2 separate regions of the Mus musculus genome follow, and region 1 is linked to region 2. Evidence: chromatin loops called from intact Hi-C (ENCODE). Cell type or tissue: left cerebral cortex. All regions are shown on one strand. Each heading gives the region's core, and the rest is flanking DNA. Links, peaks and the distances in the headings are about the cores only. Region 1 holds the start of Plxnb2 (plexin B2). Region 2 holds the start of Hdac10 (histone deacetylase 10).

The links. Hi-C counts contacts between places; a loop is a spot of excess contacts. Peaks named below come from ENCODE experiments on the same cell type or tissue, not always from the same donor. Only the 100,000 strongest peaks of a DNase experiment are listed, where the experiment ranks them.
Region 1: it touches region 2 in a loop (1.9-fold over the local background); 9 of 42 quality-filtered maps call a loop at or near these places.

Annotation. Positions count from the first base shown.
Region 1 is chr15:89,178,356-89,183,725 of GRCm38, forward strand. It overlaps Plxnb2 (plexin B2), which reads right to left and starts at 2,433. Exons shown (of 38, transcript NM_138749.3): 1 at 2,310-2,433. Dennd6b (DENN/MADD domain containing 6B) reads right to left here. Exons shown (of 20, transcript NM_027081.3): 20 at 3,858-5,370. In left cerebral cortex, for the core only: CTCF peaks have their summits at 3,311 (motif pointing right) and 4,066; DNase peaks (open chromatin) are centred at 842, 1,857, 2,561, 3,428 and 3 more places; H3K4me3 peaks cover 2,702 bases; H3K27ac peaks cover 3,813 bases.
Region 2 is chr15:89,126,000-89,131,369 of GRCm38, forward strand. Hdac10 (histone deacetylase 10) reads right to left here and starts at 2,701. Exons shown (of 20, transcript NM_199198.2): 1 at 2,391-2,701; 2 at 2,186-2,320; 3 at 1,923-2,019; 4 at 1,595-1,692; 5 at 1,387-1,491; 6 at 1,151-1,219; 7 at 870-996; 8 at 642-707; 9 at 379-438; 10 at 213-302; 11 at 1-82. The coding sequence starts at 2,449. Mapk12 (mitogen-activated protein kinase 12) reads right to left here. Exons shown (of 12, transcript NM_013871.3): 12 at 4,585-5,219. The coding sequence ends at 5,140. Gm46530 (a long non-coding RNA gene) reads left to right here and starts at 2,540. Exons shown (of 2, transcript XR_001781738.2): 1 at 2,540-3,194; 2 at 5,067-5,370. In left cerebral cortex, for the core only: CTCF peaks have their summits at 2,518 and 2,718; DNase peaks (open chromatin) are centred at 2,526 and 2,679; H3K4me3 peaks cover 1,725 bases; H3K27ac peaks cover 1,403 bases.

The DNA of each region.
Region 1 (5,370 bases), core at 325-5,324, 53 kb after region 2:
TTAGCACTAACCATTAGGAGAGGTACTGGGCAGAAGACATTACATGGGGATGTTCTAGAATAGCTACAGATCTGGTAGGGGGGACATGTGACATATGGACGCCACTGTGGGCTGCCAGCCCAGCCCAGCTCAATCCCTTCCAATCCAATCTCTTCTGCTCCACTAGCAGGGGCCAGGGCCAAGTCCCTAGGCTTCTTGCTCTTGGGCATCAGCTGTGGGCTCTCCCTCCCAGTGTGCTCTCCACGCAAGCTCCTGGATAAGCCATAAGCCCCTGGAGCCAACCCAGGAACACCCCAACGGCTTCTGGTAGAACACCTTATTTGTCCACCTGTAGGATGTCCTGACCAGTATCGCATCCCAATGAGGAGGGAGGGGGGCAGCCCCTCAGCGAGACTCTGGTCAGTGAGAAGGCAAGAAGGTAGCCTGCGGTTCAGCCCCAGTAAGCCCTCAGGGATGTGCTTCCTAAGGGGTCTCTGCCAGGAGTGTGACCCATCCAAGGTATCCTTAAACATAGTAGGAATGACTTTGGGAAGTGAACCGAGTCGTCCAGAGAGATCTAAAATACTTCCTCCCCCACGAGCTTTGTCAGAGGAGCCTGGGCATATTCCAGGTTGGGCAGGGCCAACAAAGGAGCCGACCTTGAGGTCCTTCTCCAACCCAAGGTGACACATGCCCTCCTACACCGCCCCTGACTGGTCTGAGCAGCCATGGGAGCGAGGTGGTGGAGCTGCCTGGACTTGCCAGCCCCGCCCTCCTGGAGTTCTCAACCCCGCCCTCCTGGGGTTCTCAACTCAGCCCGGAAGTGGGTCCCTCTCCCATGGCTGCTTCAGCCTCCCCTTCTGCTTCAGCCTGCTCTTTGGGTAGCTGGACTCGCTGGACTCGGCTGGATAATCCAAAATAATTCCTCCTTGGCAGGCAGCCCGTGGGGGAGGGGGGAACTCACATTCCAAACTCTTGTTTTTCTAAGTAACTTCCCTCAGATCCTGGGGCTAGAAACCTCTGGCCAGTCCTCAGGCCTCCCCACTTCCATGGGAGGGTGTGAGCGACTAGGTGGCCGAGGCTCTGTAGTCTACCTGGTGATTAGTCTTCTCGAGCAATTTCCATACAACACAATAAGGTTTGGCACATTCCACAAAACAACTCACGCGTTGGCTCTACCTTCCTAGGAACTTCACCTCCTGACCAAAGAGCAAGGACTCATGCTAGCGACAGTCCAACTTTCTGATGACATTCCCTATGTTCCAAGACAGCATCCGGGTGTGGGATCAGGCTGACAGCTCCCACCCTCTAGGTGTTTGTGAGCAGTCTGAGAAATTCAGCTTTAAAATCATCAATACAAATTGAAGAGAGACGTTAGAGGGGGGCACTCCCCAAGGCAAATGAGGGCCCCCGAGGGCCTCCGTTCATCAGAACGTGACACTGGCTTTGGGACCTGGCTTCAGCTACAGTTCTGACCACCACCACCATGGTGGCCATAATCCGATCTCCCTTCCTGCCTTCTCCAAGGAACTAGAAAAAGGAATTAAGTGACGTGGCCAGAAACTCTAGGATTCTTAGGCTCAGAAGACCCCAGATAGAAAGGACCCACCCACACACAAACCTGCCACACAGCAGGAAACAGAGGAAGCAATGAATCTCCCTTAAGAAGGTATATGGAAGTGAAGGACTGGACTGTGTAAAAGCACCCACAAGTTCTAAGCCCTCTGAATCCTAAGTGTCTCTCCAAACACCACAACAACGAACTACACTAGAAACTTGCGGAGATCTTGCCGGGAGGCGTGGGGCCTCACCAGGTACTACTACTGAGTGTTAGTTCTCTCTGGCTCTTGTTCCCTGTCCCAGAAGGTGTGGGCACTGCTTTGGTTGAGCACCCCTGTAAAAAGCCCCAGCAGAGCCCAGCGTCTGAGCAAGCTTAGCTTGAGAACTGGGGCCTGGAGGTCCAGCACGACAGAGATGACTTGCTCTGGTCCATCGATTCGGTAGGGACGCCGGCCGTGAAGGAGGGTTTGAAACTACACCGGGTCGGGTGCAGCTCCACCGGGTCGTGGGAACCCTGCCTGCCAGGACAGTCTCCCAGCATCCCAGCGCTGAGGGCCTCGTCGCCAATCGGGGAGGCAGGAACAGCCAGGCCCAGCCGATTGGAAAGACAGACAGACGCGGGGCAAAGACGCAGGCCCGCGTCGCCCTCCGCGCAGCGGCACTGCCCTAAGACCCCCGCGTCCGGGGGCGCAGGCCGAGGCCGAGTGGCGGAGACGGCGAAGCCTGGGCCTGCGCGACGCCCCCACAGTTCCCGTCCCCGAGTGCCGTACCTGCTCCTCCGCAGCCGTCGTTCGATGGCGCCGGGGCCGCGCTCTGCGTTGCGCTCCGGCCCGCGCGGCTGCCATGGAGACGGGCCTTTGTGTGGCCGAGGAGGGGCCGGAGCGCGCGGGAGCCGCCGGCCCCGCCCCCGCCAGGGGAGAAGGAGGGCGGGGAGGACAGGGGCGGGCGAGAGGGAGGGACGAGACTAAGGGGTAGAGGGTGGGAAGGAGGGGCGGCTGGCGTCCCTAGCGTACCCCGCGTTTCCCTCGGCTCAGAGCCACTTATGCACACCGCTTTGCTTGGAGATTCGCGCCCAGTAGCAATCCGCGCTCCCTGCCTGCTGCAGTCTCGTCTCCTGGCACCAGTTCCCCCGCACCTCCCACTGCCCCGTCATCAGAGGAGTTCGCTCAGGCTGGGCACAACCCCGGGAGTGCCCCAGGCCGAACTGAATGGCGCACGCGGCCCGGCACCAGTGGGTGGCTTCGCCTGGGCCAGATCGAGGCCTCAAGTGTCTTCTTGGAGATGGGCGGGGCGCAAGGAACCGCACCACCATTGGCAACAGGCGGGACCACGCGCTCATCCCGTTCCCGAGGGTGAGGGCTGCTGAACCTTGATTCTTTCTTCCAAATCCTAGCCGCTCTGTTCTCCTTATGGAATGTTCTACTCTCCTTCCCGGCCCCTTGGCCTTACCGACCCCCAAAATGTCTATAGGGTAGGACAGTACCGTAGGGTTCCTACTTCAGGCCTTGAAGTTGTGGTGGCGATCTCAGGACAAGGTTTGGAACTAGTCCCCAAACCCCAGCTCATTCATGTCTACCCTGGAATAGCTGTCTCTTCCACCCCAGATTTGCTCTCCTTTTTAAAACAAAAAAAACTAAAGATGTATTTATTTATTCATTTTATGTATGTGAGTACACTCTAGCTGTGAGCCTTCATGTGGTTGTTATGAATTGAATTCTTAGGATCTCTGCTCGCTCAGGCCCAAAGATTTATTATTATACATAAGTACACTGTATCGGTCTTCTGACACACCACAAGAGGGCGTCAGATCTCACTACGGGTGGTTGTGAGCCACCATGTGGTTGCTGGAATTTGAACTCGGGACCTGTGGAAGAGCAGTCTCTTACCCCCTGAGCCATCTCGCCAGCCTCCAGATTTGCCCTCCTTGAATACCGTCTGCCTACTTCCTCCTATTTCCTCTGGCATCTCTGTGGAGAGCCTTTTGGGGTGCCCGTGACTGACTGAGCCAGCTTGGAACAACATCTCCCCAGCTTTGGAGATCTGCCCCAATTCTTATGTCTTCCCCAACCTGAAAACTTCACAAATCTGAGGACTTCACTGTTTCTTTAAGGAAGTTGAACTTGCCCCATCTCAAGCAGCCAGGCTTGGTTGAATCACCTTCTCCCCTCCACCAGCAACCCCGCCCCCTCCCCCCACATACAAGAGACTCCAAAATATTCAGTGATTTCAACACTACGGCCCCCAACACACACACACAACTCTAAAATATCCAGTAACACAGCTGCAAACTTTGTATCAAAAATATTAAAAGACAAGTATTGTATAACAAAAAAAGATATTTTAATAACAAAGTTGTGGGAAGGCCAGTATTCTGAACTGAGTAGGGCTCAAAATAGAAAAGGCAGGAAGCTGGAGGGTAAAAGAGTCCTCCTGTCCTTCCGGTCTGTCCCTGGGGCTGGCTGCCTCATGACCTCCACCCAACCCTCTTAGATCCCCTGAATGCTGGCTCACTGCGCTCTCCCAACTGGCCACACAAGGGAGCTCTGGGAATCACAATCTCCAGGATTAGCTTCTCACTCTCCAGGCATCTAAACTGTAAGGGACCTCTGGGCTGGGGGGAGGGGAGCACCTCTTTGGAGCCATCTGTCTCGACATCCCTCCAGGCTCTGCCCTTGGCATGGATGGAAAGAGATGGGCTTGAGCCTACTTTGGACAGAAGCTCCACTAACTCAGCTGATCCCATCCTGGGAGAGAGAGAGTCGGAGAGGATGTAGCTGGTAGGAAGCCAGCAGGCAGGCGGTATACTCTACCAGTAACCAGGACAAGCCCCTCGAAGAAACTGGAACTTTGCTCATTCCTGTGTGTCAGCCTTGGGTTTGTGCCCTAAGCAGCACTGTTGTGTCTATAGCCTTCTACCTCCCCACCAGCCCCTCCTCTAAATCTGTCTGCTGATTCCCATGAAGAGTCCTAGGCTGATGGTGGCTGAGGTCCTTGGGGTGGTGTGGGGTGGGGCACCCTGAAGCCTACTGTGTGAAAGTCAAGTGAAAACTAGCACGAGAAACACACTGCAGTGATATTTGAGATGTGCATTTTACGGTGGAGCCATTAAGACGGAGGAGGCTTAGACCTGTCACTCGGATAGGAGGCTGGCACATGGAAGGCACAGTTCTGCAGACTCCAAATGGCTAGTCCCCACAGCCGGGGAGCTCCAGCTGTCACAGAGGATGGTGCCATGGTTCTGAAGATCCCTTAGAGACCAGGCTCTTAGTGGTGAGGCTGGCACCACTGTTCCAGGAGATGCTAATGCCATTCTTCCTAAGGACAAGGTCTCCATCTCAACCTGCCTTTGCTCAATTTTCTAACAGGTCACCTCCTTGGATACTGCATTAGACTGACCTAGATCACTGTGTAAATTCACCCATCTATCTCATCTGTCTGCTCACCTGTAGAGTGGGCAGTGTGACAAGCTGTCATGGGCTAAGGTCAGGGGTAAACAACTGAGCACATGCAAAGATCTAGGCACAGTGCTGACACCTGTTACCACTGGGATACCTTCGCTGTGTCTGGCTTAGCCAGGATCAGTGGGGAAGGGCGAGGCAGTACATACTTGAGGTTTGATTAAAGAGTCCAAAGAACCCAGAACAGGTCATGGCCATGCTACTCAGCAGCTCTCTAAGAAAACAAACGCTCACCATGCAGCTCTAAACCAACTTACTTTGCTAGTGGCCCTTTAAAGCATCACAGGATGTACGGCCCATCCTCTCAGAATGCCCCTTTTCCCTGATACTGCCTGACACTGACACTGCCCAGTGAACCCACATGGCCCAGTCC
Region 2 (5,370 bases), core at 151-5,150:
GAAGGGGAGGTGTGGGGTCACCAAGCAGTGTCTGCACCATCATGCACACTGACTGTGCTAGGGACTCCAAGTGGTAGCCACCCTAGGAAGAGCGTTGAAATGGGACAGAGGAGGGATGTCACTAGTGTGAGTGGCCGTACCAGGCAGAACACCTAATCTCGACTGACTCTCACATCTGGTGCCCTCCCCTCCCCTGGCCCTTGGGCACTTACCTCCAACACAGCACAAATCCGGCCACCAGCCAGCACCTGCAGCAGCTGTGTGAGATGGGCAAAGCACTCAGGGGTGGCCTGCATCTGCCCCTGAAACACAGTAAGTATGATAAGGACCTGGGCCCCCAGAACCTTACATTACTCCCAAGCCAGGCCATGTTCTCACCTCAGGGTCCCCGATAGCAGAGTCAAATCCAGCCGACACCAGCACCAACTCAGGATCAAACTATAGGCAGGATCCGGTGGGAAGGAACCAAAGAGAGCAATAGCCCAGGTGAAGGGGAGGTCCCAGTGCTACCCACTCACATAAGGTTAGACTTTCTGAGACACCTTCCCTACTCCCATTCATACACTGGAGTGGCTTTCAACTCTCCAGTCTTCACAGTGGGACTCTGGGTAAGCCTAGGAGGACACCCACCACACAGTCACCTCGAAGGCCAGTGGGAGCAGCACATGCAGAAAGGCAGCCAAATAGTCGGCATTTCCCATCCCAACCTGCAGCAAAAGCAAAGCAGGCATCAGGGGACCAGCCCTGCAAATGAGGACATCACGGTCTTCACCCCTGGGATCCAAAGTCCAGGGAGACTCTTGCAGAATGCCCCAGGAGACATTCACAGGAGACGTAGGCTGGACGGAGGGGGGAGGGGGACTTGGTACCTGGTTCCAGGGCAAATTGACAGTGAAACCTTGGCCCTGCCCTTGGCCAACTGCATCTGCATCAGACTCTGGGAGAAACGGCCAGAAGCTTCCATGCTCATAGCGGTGCCAAGAGAAATAAAGGACACTGTCGACAATTGGCCAGGTCAGAAGTGAGGTCCCTTAGCAACTCCACAGCTTCTCAAAGAACCCTAACTCTTAAGACCCCTAGTCTCACCACTGGAATTTTATCCCCAAAATGGTGAGCGGCAGAGAAGGGCTGTGTCCACACCCCAGCTCACCTGGGGTCATCGTTGAAGATATACTGGATGCCCTGGCCATGGTGGACATCCCAGTCGACAATGAGAATCCTAAATTCGGACAGTACTGGGGATTACTGGAAGTGGCTGCCTTTCCACCTTTAGGCTAGGAGCTCAGCCAGGAGTGGAGGGAGCTGGGTGGGACCTCTTAACCACCAACTCCACCTCTTCCTATTTAGTTTGGGTCCCCCACACTTGCAGGTCAAGCTTGGACACACCTCTGCAGCCCATATTTCTGCTTGGCATGTTTGGCTGCTAGAGCCACATTGTTGAACACACAGAATCCATTGGCAGCTGCCCTCTGACTGTGGTGCCCTGGAGGCCTAGGGTGTAAAAAAAAAAAAAGGAAACACCGGGCATGTCAGAGTCATTCTGTCCCCTCACAGGGTCACACACAGACAGCTAGGGGAGGAAGGTGGTTCTCACCTCACCAGGGCAAGCCCATTGTGCACAGCTCCTGTTAGCACAGCATCGACCAGCTGCAGTGCAGCCCCCGCTGCCAGCCGGGCACAGTGAAAGGTGTCCTGTGAGCCAGAGTGCAATTGAGCCTGGGACCTGACCTGCTTGTCCCAGGTTGCAGGTTTCCCACTGCTGAGCAGACAGGGCTGGGGCATTGGCAAGCAAAACATGGTAGGGTACGGTCATAAAGCATAAACAAGGAGACACTGGCAGGTGAGCAGACTTGGGTGTGAATGCACCTAGGCAGGCATATGGACATAAATCTGGGTGAATGGGCGTGTATGCTGGCTCGCACCGGGTGAAAGTAGACAGCATTGTACTGCTTAGACAGTGCGTGGAGCTCCTCTTTATCCAGGGTCTGGGTCTTCTGCACCAGGGCTATATATTCCGGGCTGCAGATCAGCAGGCGGGCCACCAGCAGGACAGGAAGGAAAGGAGCAGAGATTCCTGGTGGGAGTGCCCACCCAGTAATCCCTTTTAGCCCACACCACGGTGAACCCAAGGGAATGCTAGCGGAGCTATAAAAGGTTCGGGTCCCCAGATCTGTCATAGTCTGACCTGTGCACCAAGCCCAACTCTTCCTCTGATGCCTCACAAGCTGACAAACACAGGCACCTTTCTTCCAGGCCACGCTGCCGCAGGCCATCCAGGGCAGCTGTCAGGCGCTCTGGGCACTCAATTTCGCACTCGGGGCTGGAGCAGACAAGGATCTCAGTGTTCAGGGTTCCCTCCCGGCCCCCTACTTCTGTCAAGACACACTTACTCATCCCAGAGCAGTCGAGTGGCTGTCATGTCCTCGTGGTACACAAGTGCTGTGCCCATAGCTACACCGTGGTCACTTTGATCCGCTCTAACGCAACACGCCCTCTGCCGGCAGGTAATTGCACTGCCCGGTCTCACCTAACTATGCACGTAAACAATCCTCACTCGGGACGAACTGGGTTGTGCACGCTGGACCTGGGCAAGAGGAAACCACCCCAGGCCCAGGTCCGGGCTCAAGCCCGCCCGATTGTCAGAAGAGAACCGCTGGAAACTGAACTAAGCGTGACGCCAAACGCCTAACTTCCGGCTTCCTCTTTTACAGACTCCGGCCCGCCCCTAGGCGAGATTAGGGTGGAGTAGACCAAAAGGCTGAGCTCCCCTGGGATTGCGCGCGCTCTGTGTGTCTTTCTCTCTCTGCCTCTCTTTCTCTCATTGTCTCTTTCTCTTAGGCTGCAACTTCAGTGCCACCGACAACTACGTGTGGCGCGGAGCCTACGACCAGTACCGCCTCCAGTGTCCTTCTTGAAATGGATAGGAAGACAGGGCTGCCTGTCCTCAGGCCATCCATAGCTACAGCCGCAGCTATGCTTCCTTCTTGCCCCCAGCATCCTCCTAGCCTAACCTGGTAGTTTAGGCCACAGAGTCAGAAATGCCAACTGTCAATCACAACCAATTTGCCTGCTCCCGCAGGTGAAAGATGGAGAGGAGAGAAGTGAGCAGGGTGTGTATGTGAGTGCCTGCGGGGGCTGGCCTGGGCTGGATCAAAGCACTGAACTTCCAGAAGGGACTGACAGAAAGGCCACAGGTAAGAAAGAGGCCACTGGAATAGAAGAGTTATATAAGACGCCAGGCCAGCCAGGAAAACTGCAGCACAGTGTGAGGCTAGGAAGGGTAGAGGGTTCTGAGCAAGGAAGGGTGAGGAAGCAGGGAAGGGGGCCTTAGGAAAGGAGGAACAAAGGAGACATGAGCTCAAATACCAGCTAAGACTATACATATATATATATATATATATATATATATATATATATATATATATATGTATGTTTGTATGTATATATGTATATATATATACACACACACAAATAAACACACACAGATATATACACACATATATACATACACATATATACATACATGTATATATACATATATATGTATATACATATATATATATATACACACACACATTTCCATAGTCCAGCCTTGTCTCCAGTTCCGAAATGAGTGTTGGCATTACAGATGCCTCAAGATGGGGGGAAGGGACAAGACACACCCCCAGGATGATGAGGGGAAGGGGGCAAGGCTGCCGCTGACGTCTGTGATAGGAACACATACAACTATCATGTACAGGGGAAACCAAAGAGCCCTGGAGTGGTTAGAAGTAGGTGCCCTCTGCCATACTCAGGAGTTGGGAGTTCAGGCAAGGATTTTGGAGGAGCCCAAAGCTTCTCCATCTTCTAAAAGCCAATTAACTACCCTGGTTTATGTATATTGTGGGGTAGGGCATGAACTGAGCCACACCTCTGTAACTGGGTGAAGTATTTGAAGCCTTGGACCATGGTTATCACAAGGGGATTCAGGCAGTGGAGCCATGGTCATGGCATCTCCTCTGACAAGATTAGACTGGGCAAAGTGTATTTGCCCAGAACTTGTCAAATGAAGGGAATGAAAGACCTCACCCTTATGTCCTGCCCTGTCGCACCTGTCCTTGGGACATGAGGAAGAACATGGACCATCTAACCAGCCCAAGTGTGGTCTCGTGTCTAATGGCTTGCAGATGACAGTATGGGTTCAGGGAGGCTGCCAGGGAAATGCTGGTAGAGAGCTAAGACCTTCCTCACTAGAAGTCTGGACCATTGGAAGACAAATGCTGCAAACTCAGAAAGAAGGAGGCATCCCTCTATCTGGGTCTTAACATCATCTTCCCCACCATCCTCCCTTGCATCAGTCTCCAGACCTCCTGCTCAGACTCTGAGCCTTAAGAGTACAGTCATTCAAGAAGGGAGGGGCCAAGCCCTAATGTGGCTTGAAGCATTGGCAAGGACTAAGTGGCACCAGCACTGTGGCCTGGGAAGAGTCAGGGGACTGGCACCTCTATTAGCTGGAGGACATAGAGCTCAGGTTAGCTCCTTTTTGTGCACAGAGCAGCTTGGAGAACTGATGGGTGCTCAAGGCATGGGGCCACACAACCAGAATGGGAGATCTACAAAAGGGTTTATTTGCCCCCAGCCACTTAGGCAACACCAAATGGCTGGTTCGAATTCCAGGCTAAGGGTGTAAGAGAATCCACCCACTTCCAGAAGAGATGATGTCCCTGAGTCAGTGTCCCCAAAACCTCTGTCTCATTCCGTCTCAGGAGTTGGCCTTGGCATTGTCCAGAGCGAGCAGAGCTCAGGTCTGGCACTTGTCTCCTAAGCTCTGCTCACTCTGAAGCTTTTTCACGAATACTGATTTCATGTACAACTCCAGAATTCAAAGGCTAGTCCCATGTTGGGTAGGGGTCTTGGACAGAAAGCTTAGATGTTCTTCCAGGGTCATCTGGGGCACTCGAAAGCCGAAGAACAGGTTTGGAGATGGAGGGTTCATGATTCAAGGGTCTACACAGCATGTCCAGGTGGAAGACTTGGGATACAAGCTCCAGGCACTGTCGGGGTGTTAACCAGGATTCCTTTTCCAGAGAAGGGAAGCCAAGGTGCCGTGAAGCTCCGAGCCAACCTCCTTTGGATACCCCCCAAACCACCCAGAGGTCGTCACAGAGCCGTCTCCTTTGGAACTCTGGCTCCTAGCTGCCTAGGAGGCTTGAAGCTGAGAACTTCCTTGTAAGTCACACCTGCGGGAAGCGAAGAGAAGCAAACGATAGAGTTAGACAGCTTTCAACTAAGGGGGGAAGCCAGCACCCCATGGGCCTTAAATCTAATCCTAAGTGGGCCAATCCACTTAAAAACACTGAAGACTGCTGTGAAGCTAGATTGCCCCAGGAA